4 separate regions of the Mus musculus genome follow, and all the other regions are linked to region 1. A link is a loop called in an ENCODE intact Hi-C map of the cell type or tissue named here. Cell type or tissue: left cerebral cortex. All regions are shown on one strand.

Evidence for each region. A loop is a pair of places that touch in the nucleus more often than their neighbours do. Peaks named below come from ENCODE experiments on the same cell type or tissue, not always from the same donor. Only the 100,000 strongest peaks of a DNase experiment are listed, where the experiment ranks them.
Region 2: a loop joins it to region 1, with 6 times the contacts of the local background. A loop is called at or near these places in 29 of 42 quality-filtered maps.
Region 3: a loop joins it to region 1, with 10 times the contacts of the local background. A loop is called at or near these places in 31 of 42 quality-filtered maps.
Region 4: a loop joins it to region 1, with 5 times the contacts of the local background. A loop is called at or near these places in 29 of 42 quality-filtered maps.

Annotation. Positions count from the first base shown.
Region 1 is chr1:193,252,967-193,257,966 of GRCm38, forward strand. It overlaps a transcript of Hsd11b1 not described here. Among named protein-coding and RNA genes, the nearest start is that of Hsd11b1, 13 kb to the left of the region's middle. In left cerebral cortex, a CTCF peak has its summit at 2,697 (motif pointing right); DNase peaks (open chromatin) are centred at 2,733 and 3,973; H3K27ac peaks cover 358 bases.
Region 2 is chr1:193,321,450-193,326,449 of GRCm38, forward strand. It overlaps Lamb3 (laminin, beta 3), which reads left to right. Exons shown (of 23, transcript NM_008484.2): 6 at 2,288-2,479; 7 at 4,111-4,174; 8 at 4,440-4,624. Among named protein-coding and RNA genes, the nearest start is that of Gm51741, 19 kb to the right of the region's middle. In left cerebral cortex, a CTCF peak has its summit at 3,001 (motif pointing left); a DNase peak (open chromatin) is centred at 2,979.
Region 3 is chr1:193,374,377-193,379,376 of GRCm38, forward strand. No RefSeq gene overlaps it. Among named protein-coding and RNA genes, the nearest start is that of Camk1g, 6.6 kb to the left of the region's middle. In left cerebral cortex, a CTCF peak has its summit at 2,582 (motif pointing left); a DNase peak (open chromatin) is centred at 2,563.
Region 4 is chr1:193,362,122-193,367,121 of GRCm38, forward strand. It overlaps Camk1g (calcium/calmodulin-dependent protein kinase I gamma), which reads right to left. Exons shown (of 13, transcript NM_144817.2): 2 at 1-12. Among named protein-coding and RNA genes, the nearest start is that of Camk1g, 5.7 kb to the right of the region's middle. In left cerebral cortex, a CTCF peak has its summit at 1,888; DNase peaks (open chromatin) are centred at 162 and 1,982; H3K27ac peaks cover 797 bases.

The DNA of each region.
Region 1 (5,000 bases):
TGTCTGACAGGATGGTTCACAGAGTTTGAGAGCTTGGCCGCAGCTCTGAGAAGTAACCTAACAGGGAGGGAACTGGCTGCCGTCTCTGGGTAGGATGCTGAAGGATTTAAGTTTTTTTTTGGGGGGGGGGTGAGGGCGGGGGTTAGTGTACAAAGAAATGGGTCTCACTGGATCATTTTTATATATGTCATTATACTTTTTTCTTATTCCACTTCCCTCCTCTGCATCTCCTCTCTTACTGTCCCTTATTCCCCCAAATGCCGTCTTCTGCTTTCATGACACATATTCCTTTAGCTTTCCATTCATCTCTCCTTCCCTGACTCCTCTCATAGTTCCTTTTCTACTTACATATCTCTCACACTTACACACACACATACACACACACTCACATGCACACATGTATATACACATTACACATTACACACACATCCACACACTACACACAAATACACATGTTCATACACATACACAAGTGTACACACATGCACACGCACACTCACATGTATATGCACACACATACACACACGTGCTCATGTGCACACACACACACGACACATGTTCACACACATGTACATGTTCATACACATGCACATGTTCATACACGTGTATACACACACACAGTACACACATGCACACAGTTCTCTCTTTACCCTTCTCTCCTTCTCTCTTTAATTCTCTATTCCACATACAAGGTTTTTAAAACCTGTTGTCTCTCTGACAGCTTATTTTATTTAACATAATGCTCTTCTGTAGCCTGGTCTTTGCTACCTCTTGGGTTCTTCCCTTTCCCACCTTTTATTCCCCTGGTTTCATCCCCTAACACTTACAAGAGAGAAAAAAGTATACAAGGGAGAGAGAAAGATGGAGATCCTCGAATCCAGTTTCTATCTGTCTGTTTCTTTTTTGAGCATGCCTACTAACAAATTGCAACAACCTCCCTGAATGACCACCAACCACCAACCCCACCTCTAAGGGCTCTAGCATTTACATACCCTCTGAAAAGTTCCCAGAATTCTAACTGTCACACACTCTCAGAAATTATCTGCACCTGGTAAAACCACGCTTCTGCTAGAGCATGAGGTAAACCATGGTCAGCTGCTATGGACAGTCTGAAGCAGCCCCAAACCTGGGATTAAAATGAAAGCACAATCCTGGGCTAGTGAGATGGCTCAGTGGGTAAGAGCACCCGACTGCTCTTCCAAAGGTCTGAAGTTCAAATCCCAGCAACCACATGGTGGCTTACAACCACCGGAGATCCTGATGCCCTCTTCTGGTGCTGTCTGAAGACAGCTACAGTGTACTTACATATAATAAATAAATAAATTAATTAAAAAAAAAAGAACAGAGGATTATTTAAAAAAAAAAAAGAAAGCACAATCCTATACTATTTCTGTGTTTTTTCAAAGAACCCCGAATTCCAGAATTTTCATTATACTCTTCCATCCATTTTTCTGCAGATGTCATAATTCCGTTTTCCTTATGGATGAATAAAATTCCATTGTGTCTTTACCCATTCATCATGGATCTATGCTGACTCGGGATATTGTGAATGGCAATGACTATGGTATGTGACTTGGAGTCCTTGGGTAAACACTCAGACCAGGATAGTGATTACCCTAGTTTACACTCTGCCTTCCTCCCTGGCATTTGGTGTCAATGTTTTCTTTTTGATAGAGTGAGATGAACTCTTAAAGCAGTTTTAATATTTCCCTCATGGGTAAGGATATTGAAGACTTTTTAAAGTGTTGAGTAGATGCCTTTTTCTTTTTTGGTGTTTAAATTTTGTAGTTCTTTATACAGCCTAGATATTAACTCCTTGTCCAGTGTGTAGTTGATAAAGATTCTCTCCCGTTATGTCAACTTTCTCTTCATTCTCCTGATTATTTCCTTTGCTATGTGGAAGCTTTAGAATTTCATGCAATGTCACGTGTCAATCCTGGAATTATATCTTGAGCAATTACAGTTATTTTTAGAAAGTTCGTGCCTATGCCCATATCACCAAGTGTTTTGTTTATGATTTTTCATGAACAGTTTCGGAGCTTTGGGTCTTAAATTAAAGCCTTGAAACTATTATTAAGTTTTTTTTTTTGCAGGGTGAAGAAGAAATCTATTTAATTTTGTTCTTCTGTGTGTGCTATCCTGCACGGTTGTTGACGAGCCTGACCTCCACCACGTATGCTTTTGGCTGCGTGTATATGTGCGTCTTCACTGCTAGTCCACTGATTCGTCTGTCTCTACTTTTGTTCTGGTTTGTCCTTTGCCTCTGGTGTGATTGAGATTGATTAGGTGTTATGATGTCTCTCTCCTGCACTGCTCTTTCTGCCTGGGTTGGCTTTGCCTATCTTGGAGTCTTTTGTGGTGCTGAATGAATTTGAATTTTAGGATTTTTTTTTTTACTAGTTCTGTGAAAGAATGTCATCAGGATCTTGATCGGATCGCATCAAATCTATAGATTTCTTTTGGAAAGAGCTATTTCACAATATTGATTCTGCCAGGACATTTCTAGGATTTCCTTCAAGTCCTTCAGTGTTTGAAAGTCCTCACCTTATTGGATAGGGTTGTTCTTAGGTGTGTTATAATATGGAACTATTGTGAATAGTATTTTGTTTTTTTTCCTGATTTTTTTTTCTTAGCAAATTCATTATTAGCATATTGAAAACGATTGGTTTTTGTAGGTTGGTTTTGAATCCCAAAGGTTTTAACAGACTTCTGGCAGGAGAGGGCGCCCAAGGGTTGGAAGAAGAAAATGACTGCAGCAATTTAAAGGCAGGCAGACACTAAGACTTAATTTCTGGCAATATTTCTATTATCCAGAGGGACCTCTGGGTTAAGTCAGGACAAAAGAGGATGAAGGAGAAGGGAGGAGAAAGACTCATAAGCACTGACACATACCTAGAAAGAGCCATATACAGGAAACTAGTATCCCTGACGCCCTCCTACACACACACACACACACACACACACACACATACACTACATATACACACTTCACATGCACTCACACACACTACACAAACACATACCACACACACATACACACTACACACACACCTATACCACACACACAATGCACACACATGCTCACACACACTTTCATACACTACATACACACTTATACACACACTCACACACTTACACACATACACACACTACAAATACACACTCCACATACACTCACACACACTACACAAACACATACACCCTATACCACATACACACTACACACACACCTATATCAAGCACACACAATGCACACACATGCTCACATACACTTACATACACTACACACACATGCACACACACACTTATACACACACTATACACACACACTCACAACATTGCACACATACATACTACACACACACACATGCTACACACACACACTCATACACTACACATACACCCCCCTACACAACACACACACACACACACCACACATACCTATACCACACAATGCACACACTACACACACTCACACATACACACTACACACATACATACACCCTTCCCCCACACACCACAATACCCCCACCCCCCACACACACACCATATCACACCTGGTCCAGAAAAGTGGAGGACAGTTCTCAGACCCCAGCAGGCCTGATGAATATTAGTCAAGGGTAGGACTCAGATATGTGCATTTTTTCCAAGGCTCCTGACAGAGAGGTTCCTGTTTGCCCCAGCAAGCTCTTGGACCTTCTTCAAGGCTCATTTGTGCATACTTCTTTACAAAATCCAGCTTTAGCAAGGTCCTGCTGGTTCAGGTTGGCAAGAACCCTCTCTGCTGCCACCCCTCTCAAGTATCTATTTAACCTTGATATCTGATCAGTCTCCTCATCTTCCTCCATCCCCAGGCAATGGCAGTCACCGTGGCCAGCCTTCAGCGAGATCCCTGACCCGTCAGCCCCATCAGAACCATCTCTTTTCTCTCACTCTGATGTTTCCTCTTAGTAATTTTCCATCTACCAATTGCCGCTCTGCAGTTTGGCTGCAAACCATCACTTGTCTGGTCTGTGTTTGGAAATAAGCCCAGTTTTGTGCCGAGCTCTTCCTTCCCTCATGGCAACAGTCCTGTATGGGGTCTAGCCCCTTTAACCAGGTTCTAGCTCTAGCTTCCTGTGATCCTATACAAAGAGGTTCGAGGAGCCTGTTCAACAAAGTGAACTCTGCATTTGTTAATTAGACTGTTAGTTTAGGCTTAACTTAGTGATTCCAGGCACCAATGTGTGGCTGATAGAACACAACTGAGCCTCTTTTAAATGTAATTCTCCATGCTGGCAAGACGGTCTAGTTGATAAAGTGTAAGCATGGGAAAGAGAGTTCAGTTCCCAGCACCCACATTAAAAGCTGGGTATGATGGTGTGTGCCTGCAATCACAGTTCTAGGGACATGGACTCAGGCAGATCCCTGGGGCTTGCTAGCCACCAGCATCCCCTAACCATCAAGCCCCAGGTCTTAGTGAGAGACCTTGTCTCAGACAATAAGATGGATCGCTCGTGAGGAACCACACAGAGACTGATCTCTGACTTCTACAGGAACTCACACACAGAATGGTACACACATACACACACACACATTTGTATACATACACTAAATAAATTTGTATACCTGTCAACATAGTGAATTGGAATGTTTTAAAGGTCTCATGATTTCTGAAGGATCTCAAAGCCTCCGGGCCACATAGTCCTACTCACAGGCACTAGCTTTAATACTTACCACACCCCCTGCCCCCAGGAGGGTTCAACTATATATTTGTTAAACAATATCCTTTTAAGTACTTTTTAATTTTTTCAAATTTAGAAGTCATTTACTGATTTCCCATAAGGAACATCTGGTTTTTTTCCCTATTCATTTATTTATTAGATATTTTCTTTTTTATATTTATTTATTATTAGATATTTTCTTTATATACATTTCAAATGCTATACCGAAAGTTCCCTATACCCTCCCTCCACCCTGCTCCCCTACCCACCCACTCCCGCTTCTTGGCACTGGCATTC
Region 2 (5,000 bases), 68 kb after region 1:
GATATGAAATGTCCCTGGAATAGCTCATGTGTTGATGGCTTGGTCCCCAATGGGTGGACCTAGTCATCAAGAGTTAATTGGATCATGAGGCCTCTGATGGAACCAATGCATCAATCCATTGATAATCTGTGGCATTATATCAAAGTGATGGAGACTTTCAGGTAGGGCCTGGTTGAAAGAAGTCAGTCACTGAGGGCATGCCCTTTGGGGCCCTATTCGTCTGGACATTCCCTTTCTTTGTTTCTTACCCTCTCCCTACTCCTGGTCTTACTGGATCCATCATTAGTGATCTGTTGTACTTCACTCCTGGGCGTAGCCTATAATTCAGCACTGAGGGAAGGAGGGCTGGGGCAGATGGATGCCCGGGGGCTAATTAGCCAGCAATTCTAGTCGAATCAGTGAGCTCCAAATTCAATAGTAATGCCTGTCTCAAAAAACAAGGTGAAGAACTATTGAGAAAGGCATCAACCTCTGTATACCCAAATACACAAAATAAGTAGAATATACCAGGAATGTAAGCCTATGTGGTAAACATCTGTTAATCCTGCTTCATTGCTGTGACAAGTCTTTGAGAAACCAATTTGCGGAGAAAGGATTTATTTTGGCTCAGGGTGTCAGAAACTTCAGCCTATAGTGGCTGCTCTATTGACTAAGCTGAGGTTGACTATCATGGCAGAGAGCATGAGGCGAGGGTGGATCCTTCCAGTCATCATCTCCACAGGTGGATCACTGATGATGCAGGGAAACACTGAGCTAGAGATCTGAACTCTGGTCCTCAAACTTACACACCAAGCACAGCTATCATCTTCCCAGATGCTGGTGTACTGTATTTTAACAACTTTGAAGATGAGATCAAGTTTATCGAGCATCCAGGAGCTTACCTATCCACAGGAAGGACACACAGTGGCACACCGCTCTTGGAGAACAGTCTATCCCATCAACTCTATGGCCTCTGGAATCCCTCCTCCCGTCTTACGCTCTCCTCTTAGAGACAATGGTTTTCATTCATTTGTGACAGGTCATGTGCTTTCTTCAGAGAGGATTTAATTTTATTCTTTATACAGAAATAGTCAAGCACAAAAGGATAAGGTCTCATTAATAAGATGAGACAATCAGGAAAATCTATAAGACTTTCCAGAGTGTGGGGTGAAATGTAACAGGACCCAGTTTCCTGTATGGCTGAGGAAGTTGGCTCTGAGAGCCCTGCCCTACAAAAGGCCAAAGTATTTTGAGAAATGCCAGCAGTGCAGTCTCTCAAGGTGACAGTTCTGAAAGGCAGTGTTAACTCGGATATTGTTAAATGCTTTTGTTGCTCAGCTGTCTTCCATTCTTATATCGGGTTTGTTTACGCACATACCAAACACTGACTGTATGGTAGAACTGGCATCAAGAGTTAGAGATAGAAAGACATTTAAAATGAAGTCACAATGAACCTGGACATGGTGGCATTATGACTAGTCTGGGAGGGGCTTCCAGCAATTTCTGGAGACGTTTTTTGGTTATCACATCTGTGGGTATGCAATGACATACAGTGGGCTGAAGTCGGAGATGCTGATGAGCGTTTTGCAGTTCACAGAGCAGGCTGATTGCACCTTTGCCCACCCCCAAATAGGAACTCTGTGGAAGCTGGGAAATCCTGCCTAGAAAATAGGAAATTGGCTAGTAAATAGTCAGAATGATGGTGCTGTTTCTGAGGGAAGCCAGATGCTAGACTGGGAAACACAGCATGGGCTAGGCAGAAGAATGCAAGTTAGATAGGTATGAAAAATCTCCACGCAGAAGTGACATTCAAACTTCCAACAAAAGATGAGAAGAAACCCATAAGGGAGGAGTGTTTCGAGCAGGACACCTGTGGAAATGCTGAAGAGGGGGGTGGGCTCGCTGAGGTGGGCACCAGTGAGGGCTAAGCAAGGAGCACAGAGTCTCTGCATATAAGCTTGGGTTAGAGTTTATTTAAGAAGGGTGTGTGTGTTGGTCTTCATTCTGTTACTGTGACAAGACACCCAAGATGAAGAGCTTAACCAGGGAAGGGGAGTGATTTGGGTCATAGGTTCAGAGGTTTCAGCCTGTGCTCACTCAGTCTTGTTGCTTTGGGGCCAACGGAGAGGCTGAACATGATGGTAGGGTGGCTTGGGGTGGGGGTGGGGCACCGACCCCTGTCACTTGCCATAGTCCTTGCTAGGCCATCTCTCCCTTCTCTCTGCAGGAGCCTGCTTCTGTAGTTGTGGCTCCTTCTTTCCCTCTGTCACTCAACCCTATTCCACACCCCTGCCCCATATCTCTCCAGGGTCTCACACCAGCTGGCATGTTGATTGAGCGCTCTTCTGACTTTGGCAAGACATGGAGGGTGTACCAGTACCTGGCGACAGACTGTGCCAGCACCTTTCCCCAGGTCCACCAGGGCCAGCCCAAGAACTGGCAGGACGTCCGGTGCCGGCCCTTGTCCCAGAGGCCTAATGGGCATCTGACTGGGGGAAAGGTAGGTACAGGGAACTTGAACCATCAGGCAAAGGGAGGAAGCCCATATCTCTCAGTCAAGAAGTGAGAACGTGCCAGGTCAGGTCAGGTCATCTTGCTGGGACCTTCCAGAAACATCTTGCCACATCTATGGCATCCTTGGCCCTAACTTTCCCTGGCTTCTTCCTATAAGGCTCATGGAATCCCTGTGTGGGCTTTGTTGTGAGGTCTTTGGGGTGACTACTTACACACGACTGAGCAAAGAACACATGTAATTTCACTTTCAGAAGAGTTATCACAAAAATGAATCTATCAGACTGCCAGATTGGAGGGAAATTCAAGAATAACCCATAGCTCCAAAGGCGTCTAGAGTAAAAATTACAACTTGCCTCTAGAAATACCTGGAACTTTTTCTGGGAATCTTCTCCATATGGTCAAATTCCTTCCCAAAGCATATCCCATTCTCTATGGAAGAGGAGGCTGTAGCTTGGAGGGGAAGCAGCTCAGGTGACACGCAGGCTGAGTGCTGCCCCCCTGTGGCCTCAGATTTCCTGTGCTCACCTAATGGTGGTCCTTAACCTTCATTGATTCCTTCATGGTGTGATAACCCCAACCACAAAATTATTTTTGTTGCTACCTCATAAATGCAATCTTGCTGTTGTTATGAATTTTAATGTAAATATCTCTGTTTTTCAATGGCCTTAGGAGACCCTTGTGAAAAGATCATTCAATCTAAGGGGTTGCGACCACAGGTTGAGAACTGCTGAGCTACTTGATTAAAGTTTTACTCAGCGTTTGTGTCCACTTGTTCCTAACCCTGAGCAGAGACCAAGGCTTCTTCCTCATTTATAGGGGGTTAAAATGAAAACTTGGTGGGATATGCCAAGAAGTCACATGTGGTGAGCGGTTTGTAGAGTAAATGAAAGCATACTCAAAACTGTCAGTGACCAGGGTGGCCAACGCTATCCAGACACTAGAAAGTTACCACCTTCTATGCATGAAAATATCAGACAAAACCCATTGTTGTGTATACCAATGTAAAAAACTAACAGTAGGGCTGGCAAGATAGCTCGGTGAGTCATGTGCTTGCCATGCAAGCCTGGTGTTGTGAGTGTGATCACCAGAAGCCATGTAAAGCTAGAAAGAGAAAATCAACTCCACAGAGTTGTCCTCTGACCTCCATATACATGCCATGGTACACCATCATTTCATACACACACACACACACACACACACACACAACAATAACAACAACAACAACAACAACAACAAAACCCATTAACTTAAAACTACTAAAAAAAAAAAAGCATTGCACAAGCCCTCCTGTGTCATAGATGAGATAGCAGGAAATTCTTGGTAGACCTATATTTTCCAACACACACACATGCATGCACACATACATACACACATGCACATACACATACACACATGCACACCACACACACACACACACACACACACACACACACACCGTGTATGCTCTTTTAGGGTCCAGTGGCCATCTGTTCTACTAGCACAGTGGCAGGCCTCAGGGCCATGGTCTGCCTCAGGTTTGAGAAGGGTGTAAGGGGAATGAGGATGAATGAGAAGGAAGCTTCTGAGCTTCATGTACATGTCTCCACTGTAGTCCTGACCTTTCTTCTCTCTGATCAGGTCCAACTTAACCTTATGGATTTAGCATCAGCTATCCCTGCATCTCAAAGTAAAAAGATTCAAGGTTTGTTTGAGTCTTCCTCTTTTCTGTGGGACTGGTAGTGGGGGTAGGAAACAGGCGGGAAGCTGGGTCATCGAAATTCCCAGTTCCTTCCTACTTCCCCGATGTGGCTGGGAAACACTGCTTGCCTTGCTCACCCTCCAGGGAGATGCTGTGAGAAGGCTGAGGGTGGGGGTGTCTGTGGTATGATGGGAAGGTAGAAAAGGAGATTCCATTGGCCTTTAACTTCTTGTCTTTTTACCTCTCCTCTTGCTGGTGCCACTCTCAGAACTTGGGGACATCACAAACTTGAGAGTCAACTTCACCAAGCTGGCCCCTGTGCCCCAGAGGGGCTCCTATCCACCCAGCGCCTACTTTGCAGTGTCACAGCTACGTCTACAGGGGAGTTGCTTCTGTCACGGACATGCCGACCGCTGTGCCCCTAATCCTGGAGGTTCTACCACTGCTGTGCAGGTGACAACCCAGGGTGGGTAGGGTGGAGTGGAAGGAGTAGGACCAGAACAGACCCACAAAGCAGAACAGACACTCCATTTAAGTTGTGGCTATTGCTGGTGACATAGCTCAGTGGTAGCGCTCATACTCTGCCTAGTATGTGAAAGGCCAGAGAAGGGTAGGGAGATAGGTTGTGGGTTTGGGGCTGGGCACAGTGTGCATACCTGGCAAGCCCAGAACATTTAGAAGGTAGAAGCTGGAGGAACAGGAGTTCAAGGTCATTTTTAACTACAGAATGAGTTTATGTAATGGGTCTCACAGCATTACTATACCATGGAAATTACTGTGTACATAGGAAAATATTATCATGAATTATAAGGTATGACAGCCAAAATAA
Region 3 (5,000 bases), 120 kb after region 1:
CATAAAAATAAATACATCCCGTAAAATATTTATTACATGCTGTGAGCTGATGCTAGGGATGTGAAACTACACTTGGTCCCTATACTCACAGGATTTCTACTGCCCTAGGATGTGGATCAGTCAAGTTGTTAGAGCCTGGACTAAGCAGGCAGCAGGGGAAAGAGGAAGAGGCATGACCCAAAGGAAGGACCGCACACATCGAGGAACACCCTTCATCCAGAGCAAGGGCGGGTCTGAGCTGTTTGACTCTCAGGTGACTGGCAGGGCTAGAAGCTGCCCTACGGACCCGGCTTCTCCCTCCACAGCTGCATCTCCCTGAGCTTGTTTTCCTCTCATGTGTGTGATGAGGATGGGAGAGGAAGGCAGGCAGATCAGTGATCATTGACCTGCCAAGGACGACAGGGGAAATGATAGTGAGCCGAAGAATCTGATGCATGAGAAGTCAGACTGAGACAAACAAAAGCAGCACAGGCAAAGGTCCTGGGGCAGGAAGGAGCCATGTTACTGCAGGGTCAGAGTGCAGGAAGGGAGCACAGACAAAGGTCCTGGGGCAGGAAGGAGCCATGCTACTGCAGGGTCAGAGTGCAGGAAGGGAGCACAGACAAAGGTCCTGGGGCAGGAAGGAGCCATGCTACTGCAGAGTCAGAGTGCAGGAAGGGCTGCAGAGAGAAATGTGTAACAAGGAGGATGGGGAGGTGGAGAGACATTCCTAATCTGAGGCTAGAAACAAGAGAATGGAATGGCTGACAGGAGAGTGGTGGGAGGGAGAAAGAACAATGACAGGACAGGGAGACAGGCTGGCACACAGACATAAATCGATACAGACAAGCCACTTTGGTATTGATTTGTCTTAAACAATAAGACCTCTCCACTGGGACTTGCAATGGGCTCTTCACACAATGTCCTGGTCCATGCTGTTCCAATGGCTGGGGAGAGGCTCATATTTTAATTTGACCTGGCTCTTTAATGTCTTCACCCCTCAAGTGTCCTTCCTATACAGACACGTGAAAGACCCCTCTGCTGAGAGCTCCCACATCTCTGTACAAGCAGAGATGGCACTGGCCTAACACACCAGGTTGTCCCCTTGCACAACAGAGAGCTTTGAGGGGTAGGAACTGGATCTCTGTGGCCTGGATACCCATCACTTCCCAGGAGAAAGAATTTCCACATGACTCTCGAACCTGAGGGAGCAAATGGAAACCAAGAATGAGTTTTCTAGAGTGTTCTGTGTTTGACACCATGAAGGAGGAGGAGGGCTGTCAATGACAGTATCCAAAAGAATACACAAACAGCTAGTTCTCACCACCCTCCCAGGTTATTCCACAGTCTGCAGAGTGTTGGGTGGGCTGTTGATTCGGCTTCAGCTAGACTCTCCTTTCTCCTCCCTGTGGCTTCTTATCTCACTTCATCCTTCCTGCTCTTGTCAGGATTCATAAAGCATTCATGTCACTCTGTAAGTTGATGGCCCTACACTGGAGCATCTACAAGGTGGAGGGCATCCCTCCATCCTCAGCTTGGTATCTGCTATGTGGCCCAGCTCTGGAGGGATCTACTGTCTTTGTGGTCTGAGTACAATGATCCTAGCCTTGGTAGACGGTGTGTATGTTTGTGTGTAGAAGGGCCATTGTTTGTGTGTGTATGTGTGTGTGTGATTGTGTATGTAGAAGGGGCATTGTGTGTGTGTGTGTGTGTGTGTGTGTGATTATGTATGTAGAAGGGGCAGTGTGTGTGTGTATGTGTGTGTGTGTGTGTTTGTGTGTGTGTGTGTGTGTGTGTGTGTGTGTGATTATGTATGTAGAAGGGGCTGTGTGTGTGTGTGTGTGTAGAAGGGGCATAAAGCTCACCACTCTGGACTTCTGAATTCTACTCTGACACGACTAGTTCCTACGTGAGGACCTGCTCCTGGTCCTTGTCAGGAATCAAGGCATTCTCTGTGAAACCATTAGTAGTGCTGATTTCCATATCCACAGCTTGAGCTCTGAAGGGTGGGAACTAGAGGAAGAAGCAATGACTCTCCAGTGAGTGACCTTGAAACACCCGTGCTCTTGAGTGGGGGCCATGGTGGTGGCTGGCAGTGCATAGCCATGGAGCTAACTTCCTTCATCCAGACTTTATCATGACTACTTAACAGAGTCTGATCCAGCCACCAGGCTTTCATTTCTTTCCTGTTTTTCTCTGATCCTTTTGGAATGGATAGACTAAACGGGGATACCCTGGGGTGGGGGGTGGGCAGTGGGGGGCTGACAGTGAGTAGACTTACTCTCCCAGATTTAGCATAGACCTTGTAGACAGTTGTGGATTCAACCTGGGTTTGGTTCTGAGGGGACTTAGAGTCTGTTCCCTGAGCAATGCTCTCAGCTGGATTCCCTGGGAGGAGTCCAAATTTCCCATCTCAGCAATCTTGCTTTCCTTGTGTGTAAGAAACTGAGTAGCAGATCTCAGCCTGACCCAACAGTGTGTTATCAGGGGCACATTAGAAGTCTTTGTCTAAAGACATGCGCAATGGAGCCCCCTACTCCAGGAAAGCTTGTCTTGGGGCTCATCCTGGCTTACCCCTCCTCCCAGTGAGCTGTACTGCCCTCTAGTGGCACAGAGTAGGCATATCATTTTCTTGGTTGGACTGTTTGTGGCCAGCCCCTTGCCTTCGTCCATGGTCTCTGTATTTCTGAGCTGGGTGGTGATGGCGGCTCCCTGTCTTTGTTTGGAAGGGCAGCAAGTGTGTGTCAAGAGTCTTCTAGGAGCATGGCAGCATGCTAGGCACAGGCTTCACTCCCCACTTTCTTTGAGTTTCCCCTCCCACAGGAGGGGAGATCTAAGGTGGTTAGTGCCAGGGTAAATTCCAGGTGACCGAGCCTAAGCCACCTCATCCTTCATCTGTAAAAAGAACCCAGCAAGACCACAGGGGCTTCTGGATAGCTTTCTGCATCTGACGACACCCAGCACAGAGCAGGCATATTCTGGAAATGTTGGTGAATCAATCACTGGCCTCCATGGGTAGGTACCTTCTTTAGATGAACCCCAAATGCAAACCACTACAGTGAAGACGTTGAGAATCACAGAGGAAGGCTGACTTTGGGCTAACTCTGGATTGATTTGCTATGGCAAAGAAACCCTCAGTTTCTTTTAAAGGACCTTTTTATTATTTAAAAGTATGTATATGTGTTTATGTATGTCTGTGTGTGGGTATGTACATGGGAGTGCAGGTGCCCACAGAGGCCAGAAGAGAGCATCATATCTCCTAGAGTTGGAGTTACAGGCAGCTGTGAGATGTCTGATGTGAGACCTGGGAACTAAATTTGGATCCTCTGGAAGAGCAATGTGTGCTCTTAACTGCTGAGGGATGTCTTGAGCCCTTTAGTGAATAAGTGGGTATCTTGATGTTTCTTGTCTTAGTCAGTCAGGGTTTGTATTCCTGCATAAACCATCATGACCAATAAGCAAGTTGGGGAGGAAAGGATTTAGTCAGCTTACACTTCCATATTGCTGTTCATCACCCAAGGCAGTCAGGACAGGAACTCACACAGGGCAGGAACTTGGAGGCAAGAGTTGATGCAGAGGCCATGGAGGGATGTTGCTTACTGGCCTGCTTCCCCTGGCTTGTTCAGCTTGCTTTCTTACAGAACCCAGGACACCAGCTCAGGGATGGCACCACCCACATGGACCCTCCCACCCTTGATCACTAATTGAGAAAAGGCCTTACAGCTGAATCTCAGGGAGGCATTTCCTCAAGGGAGGCTCCTTTCTCTGTGAAAACTCCAGCTTGTGACACACACACACACACACACACACACACACACACTTACTTCAACAAGGGAGTCCTAGAAATTCAATGAGATAAGGGATATGAAACGCACAGAGGAAGAGGACACTTTCTAGGCAGGAATCAATGTGAAGAACTACAAGATCTATCCACCTAGCCAATCAAGTAAGCTGGTGAACTACAGACAGGATAGGAAGAGGATGTCTACAGGTCTCAGATCTGGGTGTTCCTGGACAGCAAGGTCTTGCCATATGGCTCTCTGATGTAGGGGTGATGGATGGTCTCCCCTTCTGGGATGACTGTTGTGGTGGCTTGAATAAGAAGAATAGCCCCATAGGCCCATATATTTGAATGCTTCGCCATCAGGGAGTGAAACTACTTGAGAAGGATTAGAAGGTATGGCCTTGTTGGAGGAACTGTGTCACCGTCGATGGACTCTGAGGTTTCAAAAGTCCATGCCAGACCTATAGACTCTTCTCTCTGCCTATGGATCAGGAATATAGCTCTCATCTACTGCTCCAGTGCCTGCCTAAATGCCACCATGGTTTCTGCTGTGATAATAATGGACCAGACCTCTGAAACTGTAAGCCAGCCCTGATTAAATGCTTTTCCTTATAATAGTTGCCTTGGTTATGGTGTTTCTTAACAGCAATAGAACAGTGGCTAAGGTGACTATCTTTTTCAAGATAGAGACATCCTGAGTTCTGAGCCCTTTAATGCTCCAGGAAGTCTAGGTCATGCCCTGTTCAGTTCAGAGGCAGAGCAACAGGCTGGAGAATTACATGTATCTCCTTGGTAGTGGCTTGAGAAGGTGACAGGACTCTTGATTCAGTTCTGATTCCTAGTAACTGGGATCCAGACAGACTTCTAGGGACATTAGCTCTGCCAGGTGGCTGTGGGGGAAGACCCACAGCTATAAAACCCTCTCTCTAGTTGTCTACAGTCTAGACTCCTCCCCACAGAGAGAGGTTAGCCTAATTTGCTCTGCTCCAGCCCTCCTTCCCTTCCTCACTTATGGCTCTCAGGAGGTCCCATGTGCTGAGGCCACCAGAGACTTCCTAGCAAAGTGTCTGCTGTCCAATGCTCCTGAGATATAGGACATTACATAACAGAACTGAGGGTAAATGGAAAAGCAAAAGAAATAATCGACTTTTCAGGAAGAAACAATTACTTGATTTAGTCATCAGACCCCTGGACTCAGTGTTCTCAGTGCTTTGGTCCAAATGTGACCTTCAGAGAT
Region 4 (5,000 bases), 110 kb after region 1:
CTGCCTGAGAAGCTTCATGCGGAGGAGGGGAGAAAGACAAGGTCTGATCAGAGTGTTTCTCGAAGAAGACAGAACAGGTTGCAAAAGAATCAGAAACACCCAGATCGTGATGTAACGGCCAGAAGGAAAGCCTGGGAGTAGAACCTGAGAAGTGGCAAAAATAAGAACATTCTCCCACTTGCATTCTAAAATTGCTAGAGCAAATCCACTGAGTGACTGCTCTGTGTCTGCTTGGGAGGTGAAACAGGGGTGTAGATGGAAGGTGGAAACCCAACAGAAATCTGTGTGCACTAGTAACGGTGCACAAGACACACATTTACACGCTGCATCTAGCTTTTGGGCATCCCAGATGAACCCAGGAACTTCCTGTGTTTATTCAGCCTGGCTCCTTCTTACCATCACAGTTCTGCCTCCTGTTCTTACTCCTACCTGCCACAGTGTCTGCAAAGGAGCAGTGTGTTTCCCCTGCCATCCCCACAGCATGAGCATGGAGCTGGGTAGACTTTTGTGAGCATCTGAATTGAAGCATATCCTCATTTGCATCAGAGCTCTGGGGCTGCACCTGGGAATGCTCCTGTGCTGCTCCAGGAGCTGGATATGTGATGATAGACAAACTGGACCGTGGCCCTCCTTCTGGGATAGCCAGGCAAAAGAAGCAGGCAATGAGCCAGCTAGCAAACTCCCATGCGGATGACTAAGTGACCAGACACTTGGTGTGTAATGGGGACAAACAAGGGTGTCTTCTAATAAAGCCAATGGAGGCCTTGTAAGCAGGTTGGATTTAGGCTGAGATTTGAAGCTGGCAAAGGCGTCAAACAAGTGAAAACTGCACAGAGATGCTTCCCCAGAGAAAACTAAAACAGGAGGGCCTCAAGATGGGGAAGCCAGGCCAGCAGGGAGCATGGTTGCTGAGTGTCCAAGAGTGACAGGAAAGAGCAGTTCTGCCAACACCCTACCTCTTGAACCTGACAGAGAGATGGGTGCATGTGTCTAGTGGTTATTCCTTTTAGACAGTGGCTGTCTGTCTGATCCCACCTTAAATAAAAAACAATGTCTATAAAATCTTGAGGCCTTTTAGAAGTCTGTGGAGAGAATGCAGCCAGTAAAGTGCTTATCATGGAGGCATGAGGACCTGTGTTCGATCTCTGGGAAAAGCTGAAGAGAGTAGCACTCACTTGTAACCCCAGCCCTGGGGAGGTGGACTGGTTGGGTTCACTGCTGGGCTAGCCTATTCCACTCAGGGAGCTCTAGGTCTCAATAAACAAAACAAAGCAAGAAACAAAACGAGGCCCCTGAAGAATGACAGCTGAGGCTGTTCTCTGGTCTTTACATATGTACACACTCACACATGCCTACACACATGTGCACAAAATCCTGTGTTTCTTCAGCTCTGTGAAGAGCACAGGTTTGGAACTGGGGTTCAAATCCTCTCTCTGCTCCATATTAACCTCTTGGGCTGGGTGGGGCAGGTGCCCTGAGGAGGACTGATAGGGTGTCAGGCCCTTTGCAGATTCTGAATTCCAAATATCTCAGGATCCTTGGTGTGGGGGAATGCCTGGACCCCACCTACCAGGCAGCAAGAAAAGGAAAAGGAAGAGGAAGTTTTGTACTTGAGCTTTTCAATAATAACATGTCAATCTTGGTAGTCTCCAGGGACAGTCTCCTATTGGGTAACACCCTAGGGGCAGGCAGTCTTGAAGAAAGCAGGGCCCAGGGTAAAAGGTGTGCATGTCTAAAGGTGCACAAAAGACAAAGTTGGTTTGCATGCCTCCCCTTTGGTTTTTCCCCTCCACAGAACAACAGGACAGGAGCTTGTTCCACGTGAGGGGCTAATGAAGAGCCTGGGCAAGGAGACCTCAGCTGTGCACATCACTCCCCCTGCAGGAGCTGTGGAGAATGGCTGCCTGCTCAGTAGGAGGCTCCCAGGTCTCATTAGCTGATCTGTGCTCAATGTTCCTTCCTTTCCATTGCTCCTAAATAGCTTTAAAAACATAGTATTCTTAGCTGAGACGAAGCCATAGAAAACATCTTTCCCGCCCACCGCTCCTCCCATACATAGAGTCCTAACAACTTGGCTTCATCATCTGTGTGGAACACTCAGCGCCCCAGATCTGGACCCTACACCTTCAGGGACTCCTACAATCCATGGTGTCATGGAGACCTCCTGGGAAGGGGGCCCAGGCTAGGTAGGGTGGTCACAGGTGGGTAGGGAAGGAGCTGCCTACACCCCCAGCTGGGTCATGCTGCTTTCTGCTCCAGCCTCACTGGCCTCTTCTCCCCTGACTTCAGCAACCCAGATCTTTCAGTAGAAGAGAAAAATTCAGAGACACCCTGAGCACTAATATTATTTGGTTTGCTTCCAAGGCACTCTGCCTCACACTATTTCCTATGACAACTGCCATCAGATTTTAGAGCGTAGGAGCAATCCCCACAGAGTCCTCTGAGACTTAGGACAAATTTCACCTCCATGGAGGCCTTCAAGAGGCATCCTCCATGTTGGCCTGTGTACCCAGTTCATGCCCTTCACTCCTCAACAAAGTGAGATCATTGTGAGGATTCTATACCAAAGACTTGTGGCAAGGAAAATGACTATGTTCACATGCAATCATCTCTGAATCATAGAGGTGACATTCTTTCATTTGGTGAGCATTTATTGAATGAATACCTCCTATATACCCAGTACTGAATACAGATATTTCTGTGACACAAGTCTGACCCTTAAGTGCTTGCAATCTAGAAAGACTGCATCTATGTAAGTAGACAGGTAAACAGGCAAAGTGCTAGGTAATGAGCCTGAAGGACAAGCGTTCTCAATATGCAGGACCCATTACTAAGCCTGGTGCACACAGGAGGTACAACTAGCCTCAGCCCCTGGAGATTGGCTGGGAGGGCTTCAGATAGGGGCTAGGTTTAAGATGGGTACGAAGCATTCTTTGCACTGCTCTGAGCCTGCATAGAGGGTGGCACCCCAGCTGAAACCCACGATATGGAGTCCTGACCGAAGTTCAGGAGGAAGGGAACAGGGTGGCAACAGAAAGCCAGATTGCCTTGCTTCTTGCCATTGTCCTGGCAGCAGTAGACTAATGGGATCTGAGTCTAGTACTCAATCAGCAGAGCCTCTCTGGGACATTTTACCTAAGTCGATGTGCTTCTTCTTCTTCAGTTCCCCTCTCCTACAATACATATGGCACTCTGAAGCCACCCTGTTTCAAGTAACCATCCTTTCTAGAAATAACCCCATAGACTTGCTGTTGTAGTTTCTGTTTGGTCTTCCTAGCCTCTTGGGGGGTCTTTTAAGCTTGTAGCAAGGGAAGAGACAAAGGGAACACTTCTTCCCAGAGGACATGCAGGACAACTACAGCCCTGGCATGTATGAGTCCTTTCTGTACTTCCAGGATAGGTGTTCTGGTTCATGTTGGCAGCCAGCCTGGCTACTGATGAGATGCTGCTGAGAGATTCTTGGGCCATGAGCCCAGCAGGTAAAAGACCTCTTCCTGGTGACCCCTAGGGCTCACTATCCTGTCCTTCCCAGCTCCATTTGGTCTGGCTCCATACTACACCGGGATGGAACTCTTGGGAAGATAAGGCATGTCTGCAGTGTCCTCCTCACTGCCATCATGTGTAGAGATACCGTAACCCCACACCTCCTGGAGCTTCTCTCTTACCCGTACCCCCTTGCTCCACATCGTCTCCTCTCTGCTATTTGAACTATTTGGGGAGTCAGTGTTGCCCTGCTAGAGACCTGGAATCCTTGTGTCATTACCTGAAGGCACTCAATCCCAACCCCTTCTCTCCACCCTATGCACACAATGCAGGGATGAGATGGTGCCTCTTCGCTGGCCTAGACACATCATAAGGGTGAGGGTGGGGACAAAGAATCTCTGAGTGCAATCTCTGTGGTTCTAAATGTGCAGATAATGGCTCTCAGTTCTACCCACAGGAGACACTGGTATACTTTCAGTACTCCTGATTGTGGTTTCTCAGTAAGAGTGTGCCTCACCAGCTCTCACTAACCCCAGGTGAATCAGGGTACTCCAAGACTTGTTCTTTTATCTCTGCTGCTGTGGGCTGAGTCTATCCAGAGTCTCCCATACTAAGCATGTGCCCTACACCAGAACTCTACTGTCAGCCACCCTCAGACTTCTTTGCCCTCTTCTCCCAGATTGTTGGAAGCATGGCACTGAAGGCCTGGGGGTACTAGGAGGGAAGTTATCAGTTGTGTCATCTTTAATAAAAATATGCACCCCTGCCTCCAAGCAGGGGCGCACACATCCACAGAGCCACATACCATCTGACTATACTGGTCCAGAGGGTGAAAGCCGGAGGTTTCCCTGACCTGGTACCACAATTTCCTAAATTCTGGCCTGTACCAGATACTCTGTATCTGTATCTTTGGATTCCAGAGTCTGGATAGGGAACACACTAGAAGCTCCTATCATGGTTTGGCACTCTGACACTGTGCAGCCCAAAGGCAGATCACTATACACCTCTGGATTTTTACCTTTTTCTTTAGTGAAAGATGGAAACTTAACTAGATGAGTCCCTGTTTCTCGGCTGTACGTACTGAGAGGAACTCTCCGTGAATAGTTTTTCTGCACTGATGTTGTACGCAGAGTCCTGGTCCACATCAGCTCCTGAAAGGCTCTGAAGACTACTACAGACATGTGCTTACTGCAGTCTACCCTGCCAGTACTCACATTTCCTTGATGAAGTAATTTCTTATTACCCAACAGCAGCAGAATGGACCTGGGTCTGCTCAGAGCACGCACAGGATCATGCAGGCAAGGTCTTCTCCAATACCAGTTTTTACATTGTCTTTTTGAGGAGTACATGAAATTCCCAGAGTTCACTGTCATCCATCACAGCTCTACCCTTCTTGTGGTGTCACAGGCACGGGTGACATCTGCACACCTGGCATAAACTGTGTCCAGCTCATAGGCTGCAAACCAGTGGCTCATCAGCCATCAGGATCCCAGAAACTCCTGGGGAGGAACACCCAA